Linked DNA regions of Homo sapiens: region 1 is linked to region 2. Evidence: chromatin loops called from intact Hi-C (ENCODE). Cell type or tissue: CD14-positive monocyte. All regions are shown on one strand.

Region 1 (4,000 bases), 110 kb before region 2:
GCCTGTGAAGGAGCCATCTGGCCTGGCCCGCCCCTCCCTACCCCAGCTTCCAGGGTGCCCTGGCTCTCTTTTAATGAGGTGCCGAGTAACGTGTCTACCACAGTCCAGGCAGGGTGGAGTAAGCGCTGGATTCTTACCTTATAAACCCCCGTGATTCCCAAGGCTGTGGAGAGCTGGTGTACACCTTCCAAGCTCTCAACCTGCACTGGGGGCTGAGGACCCAGAGGAAGGGTGGTCTTTGTCCCAGGTTCTTGTCAGTGATTTGGAGCCAGGTAAACACACCCTGCTACAGGGACCCAGGGCAGGGTGGCATCCCCTGATTTCGGGTTGGTCAGGGTGGGCCCTTCACACCTTGTTCTGCGAGCCACCTGCCCTGGGGGCTGAGAGGGGCGCCGCTGTCCCAGACAGCGGGATTGGAGAGGAGCTGGCTGTTGTCACCTCTGGAAACCTGGGCATTCCCCCCAGGGGGCACAGGTCTGCCATGCCCGGGCCTGTGTCACGAGCTGGCAGTGTTTGAGCTGCAGGCCTGTCCCGGTGGGTTGCCCTGAAGAGAGCAGGCCGTCCGCGCTCCACAGCCTCCAGGAGCCACGTGCAGTGAGCAGCATGTCCGAGCATGTGTTCTCTTAGCAGTTTTGAGATAAATACATTTTTAAATTAAATCAAATCCCAAGGCCATACCCCTTCTGTCCAGACCCTGCCCAAATCCCTTCTCTAGCGTGGAGGCCTCAGCCCTACCTGCCACCCCCCATGGCCCCAAGCCCTCAGGTCTGTCCTGGGGCTTCTCCCCTTCCCTCTGGGGAGCCCTCTCCCTCCTGGGAACAAAGCTGAGCCTCCCAGGCTGTGACTTGCCATCTTAAGTTGAGGGCCCCTTTTCCTCATTCCCCTCTGTCCCCTCTGCTCGGTGGCTGTGTGCACTCCCCTACGCGTGCTCCGGCCACAGTTGCCAGCGTCCCTTTGCAGGAGAAATCCTCAGTGGCTGCAGTTCCACCTCATTGTCAGCCCTGCGATTAAAAAGCGCAGCTCTGTCATTAAGGGGAAGAAAATAACTCAAGCCTGCCCGCCCTGCAGGTTCCCAGGGGCGGAATGGGGGTGACAGCGGGAAGGAGAGAGGCAGCAGGGCCGGGCACCCTGCCAGGTCTCTCGTGGGCCAGAGGCTCTGGGCCTGGGCTCCTCCTCTGCCTCTTGTTTGCCTCTAACGTCGTTTCTCCTTCCTTAGAAATCGAAGCCATAAAACTGGCTGAGCAGAAGCACAGGGAGGAGCGGAGGCGGAGGGCCACGGTGGTGGTGGGGGACCTGCACCCTCTCAGGGATGCCCTGCCCGAGCTGCTGGGGCTCGAGGCTGGCAGCCGGCGCCAAGCCCGCAGGTGAGTGTCCGGGAGGGGTGGCCCTTTCCGAGCTGTGGGGCTGACCCGGGTCCAGAGGTGGAGGGATATGAGTGGGAGCCACGGGCCACGGTGCTTCCTGAGCCTGCAGAGGCCGAGAGCTGGGGCTCCAGCCGGTGCTCCGCACAGGTACCCTGTTCTCAGGGCGTGAGCTCGTGAGGCCCGTGGGGGCTGTGGGGGACGTTTCGGGGGCACCCAGGCCCACCCTTGTGAGGAGCCTGGTGGCTCTGCTGATGCCGAGCTCCCTCATGTGCCCCTCCCCCGACATTGACCACAGCTCCTGCCGGGTCCCACTGGGGGTCCCCCCAACTCACTGTTCTGCCACAGCCTCCACCCCACAGAGACCCTGCTGTGCTCAGCTGAGGCCCCTGAGCATCCACCATGCTCTTCTCGTGCCTCTGACAGGGGCTGCAGTCTCCCCTCCTGAGTGGACCTTTCCCTGATGCCCACCTAACACTGCACACCCTGTCCTGCCCCTCACTCTGTCGCACAGAGGGTGGCCCGTGAGGACGGCTCAGGCCTGCTGTCGGGTGTGGTGAGCGTGTGGGACCCACTCATGCAGGGCCCTGGGACACACATCCCAGAGCTTGTCCTCATGGGGCGGGAGCTGCCTCGTGCGTCCTCCCCAGGAGGGACGGGGCCTGATGTGAGTGCGGTTGCTCTCCCGAGCTGTACCTACCTGTGTGGGAAGCACATGCCTCCCAGCCTCACCACGGGTCTGGATGTGGTTTGTTCTTCAGGAAAGAGGCAGGCCCCTGCCCCACCCTTGGCTGCTGGCATCACAGCGCCCCTCCCCCGCCCCCTGCTGAGAGCTGGGGTGGTGGGTTCTGGGCCCTTAGTGCATGAGTGGCCAAGCCAGCGGGCCTGGGCCTGGGCCTGGACCCCAGTGGGGCCCCTCCACCCCCCTGCCCTGGGCAAGGCCTGGTCCCGAGCATGAGCCCTCCTCCTGACGCACTGAGGTGCTCCCTCCAGAACCCCATCACCCAGTGACACAACCCCGCCACCCAGTGACGCAACCCCCAGTGACACAACCCTGCCACCCGGTGACGCAACCCCCAGTGACACAACCCCCAGTGACGCAACCCCGCCACCCAATGAAGATACCACCACCCGGTGACGCAACCCCACCACCCATTGAGCCATTTGCCAGTGGCAGGTTCCATGTGCCCTGACAATGTGGACAGTGTTCCATGTGCCAGCCTGCTGTGGTGTGTGCACCCCAGGACGGCTCAACCAGGAGGGCAGCGGCTGCATGACCCTCCCTGTCACCTCGCAGGGGATGCAGCCTGCTGATAAGCTGCTGCCTGTGGCGCCCGTCTCCCAGGAGCTTGGCTTTCAGGCTCTTTGTGCCTGGGTCACATGCACGTGAAAGGAGAGCAGCCTCTGCCCTTCCCCTGTGGCTGGAAGGCACCACCCAGGTGTGGGTGCTGAGGCTCTGGGCTCAGGCGGGGGCTGTGTAGCCACAGCCCAGCTTTCAGGGCTGGAAAGAGGCCGGACCACTCTGTTCTGTCTCAGCTTCTGGGCCTTCCTCATTCATTTGTGTCATCTCTGTGCTTTTTTTTTTTTTTTTTGGAGACGGAGCCTTGCTCTGTCCCCCAGGCTGGAGTGCAGTGGCACGATCTTGGCTCACTGCAAGCTCCGCCTCCTGGGTTCACACCATTCTCCTGCCTCAGCCTCCCAAGTAGGTGGGACTACAGGCGCCCGCCACCATACCTGGCTAATTTTTTGTATTTTTAGCGGAGACGGGGTTTCACCGTGTTAGCCAGGATGGTCTAGATCTCCTGACCTCGTGATCCAGCCGCCTCGGCCTCCCAAAGTGCTGGGATTACAGGCGTGAGCCACCGCGCCTGGCCTAATTTTGCTGTTTAAAAAATAATTTTCTTTCTCCTACTAACTTTCCATCTGGGCAGAAAGCAGGGGCTGTGTGCAGTGTCAAACCTGGGGTCCATCCTTTCATGGCCCAGCTGCCCAGGCTCGAGGGTGGCAGGTCACGCGCTGCAGGCCCAGGCAGCTCCAGGCTGGCATCCCGCGGCGGAGGCACCAGAGCACTGGGTCCAGAATAGGAGCGGCCGCCCGGAGTGGCGATGTGATGACCGAACATTCCTGGTTCTTGGACAAAAATGTGACCCTGGTCAAGTATCCTTTCCCTGTTTTCAGTTTTCTCATCTGAAAAATGTGCTTGGCGCTCCCAGAAGGGAGAGGGCTGTATCAACACCCAGCCCCCAGGCCGAGGAGGATGTGCCCCTGCCTCCCTGCGGGGCTCTGGGCCGGGAAGGCACATCTGCTCTCAGCCCTGAGAGCCTCCTGTCGCTGGGAGTCCCCGTCCCTCCTCAGATGTGGCTCAGGCAGCAGTGCCTCCTGACCCTGGGGGAGCTCTTGGAATCAGCCCTATTTTAGACAGGCTTTAGATTCGTAGAAAAATGGCAAAGATGGTGCCAAGAGCTCCATGCAGCTCCCCCGTCCCCGCATGCTGTTGCTCTGACATGAGTGTGGTACGTTCGTCACATGGAAGGAACCAGTATCAACAGAGAAATAGTGAGCGTTAAGTAATTAATAGTTAACTAAAGCCCATACCTTAGGTTTCCTTCATTTTTCCCTAACGGACTCTTTCTGCCTCA
Region 2 (4,000 bases):
CGTGCCATTGCACTCCAGCCTGGGCAACAGAGCGAGACGCCGTCTAAAAAAAAAAAAAGAAAAGAAAAAGAAAACTCAGTGGTTTTCTGTGTCAACTTTCTAAAATAGGAATTTCTAAATCTGTAATTTGGTGTGATGGAAATGGTGTTAAAAAAAAACCCATATTATTTTGTATGTTCATAATATGTGAGGTAGGAAAAGCAAATGGGAAAATTAAAAATTGTCCAGTGAAATCATTAAGATTCCTTCCTTATTCCTTGAGTGACTTTTCTTTCCAAGTTGACAGCTTTTTATCTGGGGTGTGGACAGGGACAGCGCAGTAGCCCACAGAGGTCTTCGTGGCAGGGCTTACCGCACCTTCCATTTGCAGAGTTTTGCTTCATCCATAGCTTGACAGCTGTTGGGCTAGGGCCATTAATATCAAATTATCACAATTTTTTTTTTTTGGTAGTTTGATTAGTACTGCTTGCTGCACTTTTCCACCTGTATGCCTATAAGATGTCCTAGGCGTACACAAAGAAAAGTGACTTTGGTTTTAGGTTTAACGTCTTTGTGATGGAACAGGAAGGGGGATGAAAGTAACTCTGAGATACCTTGTATTTTTATTGGAAGTACAGTGAAATGGAAGCTCTACTTGCTTCTAGTTTGGTGATTTTGGAACCTGGTTCCATTTCATTTGCTTGTTCATCCAACAGGCATTCACCCATGCATCCTGGCCCAGGTACTGTTCTAGGTATTGGAGATTCAGGATGAGCCTGATGAGGAGAGTTCCTGCCCTCAAGCGGTTCATTTTCTTGGGAAGGAGGAGAGCAGTAAACAAGCATTTGGTGTCCTAACTGCTTCAAAGGGCAAATGAGGCAGGGTAGGTGAGAGAAGGTCAAATAGGTGGTGAGGATGGAGTGAGCTGGGCTGAGGTCACGGCAGCAGCAGCCTCTCAGGCACAGGGAACTCTCGGGTGAAAGTCCCTGAGCCTCCTTGTAGTATGGTGGTCACCTCAGGGAGGCCATTGCTGCCAGAGAGGCTGGGCGAGTGGTAGGAAGTGAGATGGGAGTGGAGGAGAGCTGCATCTTGGAGCACACAGGCTGTGGTAAGGAATTTAGATTTTAAGTTTGATGGGAAGCCTTAAGGGAGCCTTTCTTCCTTCCTTGCGAATGACATGATCTGATTTATCTTTAAAAAGTACCACTCTGGCTGTTGGGCTTACAATATGCCAGGCTGTTTTAAGAGCTTTACATATATTAATTCATTTATTCTTATGACAGTCCAAAAAGTAGGCATTATTATCATTATTCCCATGTTACAGGGGGGAATACCTAGGCACAGAGTGGTTAAGTGATTTACCCAAGGTCACACAGGAAGTGGCAATGGCAGGATGTACCCTTACCTCCTTACTGCAGCTTGCTTTTTGCACCTCCACTACTGCAGACTGGAGGAGGAATATCAGCAAGGAGATCAGTTAGACTTTTGTGAAAGCTGGGTGACTGTACCGGCACCTCAGACCAGGGCGGAAGTGGTGAGATCAGATTCAGCCTACTGAATTTCAGCATTTGTAAGATGCCATCATTTTTAAGTTGCATCATCATTTCTTATGCTGCTAACAAAGGGAAAATGTAGCCAACTAGATTGTGACACAATGCTTTCTTGTTACCCAGCATTCATTTATACTCATTGAAAGAGCTTAGACTAAGCATTGACTTTTAAAATCATATAATTCATGCACTTTCATAAAAAAGGAAAATACAAGTAAAATAAAGTAATTCTGAAATTTCTTCACATCTAGAATCTGATTCTTCCAACTCAGCTTTTGACTTGGCGTTGGTGCCAGGTATGAGATAGGGAAGTCTGGGAAGAGCCAGTGTTGGGATTTGAACATGTGGAGCTTGTGACTGGAAGGCAGCCCAGCTCAGCAGCTCCACTCAAGGGCCAGATCTGGAGGACGAGGGTTGGGTCATTGTGCAGCTACTTCCTAGATGATCTTGAGCAAGCAGTCTAATCTCTGTGCTTCAGTTTTCTCATCTATAAATTAGGAAGAATAAAAGCAACTTGTCAGGGTTGTTGAGTTGCTAATGTAAAGTACCTAAAATAGTACCTGACTAACAGTATTTAATGGGGCTTACTTTGCTTATTATTTTTATGATTAGTTATCTGAGTAGAGAAAGGTGAATATGGATGGAAATTCAAGGTCAGGTTCAAGAAGAGGTTGGGGCCAAATATGTAAATTTGGGAGTCATTTGCATATTGCTGATCTATGAGGCATACAGTATGGATACAGAGGAGCAGGAGATGAGGAATGGCCTGGGAGCTTTTGGCAAGCGGTCCACATTGGGAGGGAGGGTCTAGCAACGCCATTGAAAAGGACTCTGTTTGAAGAAGGAAGAAACTAGTGAGAGTCTAGTGGCCTGGAAACCAAGACACCGAGGGGTTCTTTTCTTCTTATTCTTCGTGGGCTGGAGAGTTTCCTATTGGCTTTGATAAGAGGTGGTTGTGAGTGACCTTGATAGGTTTGGAGTGGTGGGGAGAGGAAACAAATAGAGTAGAGGTGGGAACATCAGTGTAGACGACTCTCTAGAGGAGTTCTGTTAAAAGGGAAGAGTCATGGGATGGTGGCTGGAGGGGACATGGGTACAGGAAGTTTTTAGTTGTATTTTTAAATGAGAGCGATGATAGCATGTTATGAGCTAATAGGAATGATCCAGTAGAGGGAAACATTTATAATATGCCAGGAAAGAGGATAATGTTGGAGCCAAGTCCTTGAGAAGGTGAGAGGGAGGCAGGAAGAGCAGGGATGCTCAGCTCTAGAAGGGAGGCGGGACTTCAGGAGGGAGGCAGGACTTCTGCACGTGGGAGCCTGGACTCAGAAATATTCCTCAAGACATGCTGCCCTTTTGAAAGGAGGATAGGAAATAAATCATGGTTTTGTCCTCAGTCCTAAAAAGTTCGGAATCTCACCCTAGGACTCAGGATCCAGCTTCTTACCAGCTTGTGCTGAACATGCCATGGGGCGTACTTACGGAAAGATACATGTGGAAATGGAATTTTTTATTTATTTAAAAAATTCACTTTTCTCTAAAAGTATTGTTACCTGGAGGTTGGCACCTTTATTCACCAAATTCAGTACTCAGAGGACTAGAAGACTCGGTGCCTGATTTGTGCTTGATTTGCCTAGCTGGGAATTTCAGTTTTGCATTTAAGACGACTCCCTCACCAACCCTACCCCCAGAGGAAAGCAGGTATTGTTGCTTTGGGCCTGTTGCATGTATATGTTTATGTTCCACTGGGTCAGCAGCATTCAGTGAAACACAGTTGCCTGTTAACTTGGTAAAATATCTTAATTGCATGAGTTTTGATTTGTTTTTGTGATTATTTGATTTTTTCAGGTTTGGAGTTTCAGAACACCCATCTTCTCAGTAGTTCAGCCAATGCGATGAAATGTGAAGAAGCCTTCCCCAGCTTCCTTGCATTCTCTCCATCATCTGTGCAGTGGAGAGTAGTTCCCACTGCTGTGGAAACATTTTCCCTTTGCTCTTTTCTCTCAGGGCAGGCTTTCCTGAGTGCCTGCTCTGTGTGAGTCATCGTGGGAGGATGCGGTGGAGAAGGACAGGGAGGAGGTCTGTGCTTCTTTGAACTGACATTCTGGTGGAGAAACTAAACAGATCACAGAGGCAGACACCGTGCCTCACAACTACACACGGACCCGGCTTATGATGGTTCCAGTAACAATTTTTGACTTGACTGTGGTACCCATACAGTCATTCTGTTTTTCACTTTTGGCATAGCATTCAATAAATTGCATGCGATATTAAGTACTTTGTTATAAAATAGGCTTTGTATTAGATGATTTTGTTCAATTGTAGGCTAATGTGAGTGTTCTGAGCACCTTTTAGGTAGGCTAGGCTAAGCTTTGATGTTTGGTAGGGTAGGTGTATTGAATGCTTTTTCAGGTTAGGATGTCTTCAACTTGCGATGGGTTCATAGGATCGGAACTCCACCGTCAGTCAAG

What was found. Hi-C counts contacts between places; a loop is a spot of excess contacts. Peaks named below come from ENCODE experiments on the same cell type or tissue, not always from the same donor. Only the 100,000 strongest peaks of a DNase experiment are listed, where the experiment ranks them.
Region 1: a loop joins it to region 2, with 4 times the contacts of the local background. A loop is called at or near these places in 24 of 110 quality-filtered maps.

The regions. Positions count from the first base shown.
Region 1 is chr21:44,965,818-44,969,817 of GRCh38, forward strand. It overlaps SLX9 (SLX9 ribosome biogenesis factor), which reads left to right. Exons shown (of 6, transcript NM_058190.4): 4 at 1,217-1,364. Among named protein-coding and RNA genes, the nearest start is that of LINC00163, 26 kb to the right of the region's middle. RefSeq lists an enhancer at 2,112-2,692. In CD14-positive monocyte, no CTCF peak of the experiment used is centred here; a DNase peak (open chromatin) is centred at 2,444; H3K4me3 peaks cover 844 bases; H3K27ac peaks cover 3,334 bases.
Region 2 is chr21:45,077,621-45,081,620 of GRCh38, forward strand. All of the region lies in intron 1 of ADARB1 (adenosine deaminase RNA specific B1), which reads left to right. Among named protein-coding and RNA genes, the nearest start is that of ADARB1, 5.0 kb to the left of the region's middle. In CD14-positive monocyte, no CTCF peak of the experiment used is centred here; a DNase peak (open chromatin) is centred at 1,521; H3K27ac peaks cover 429 bases.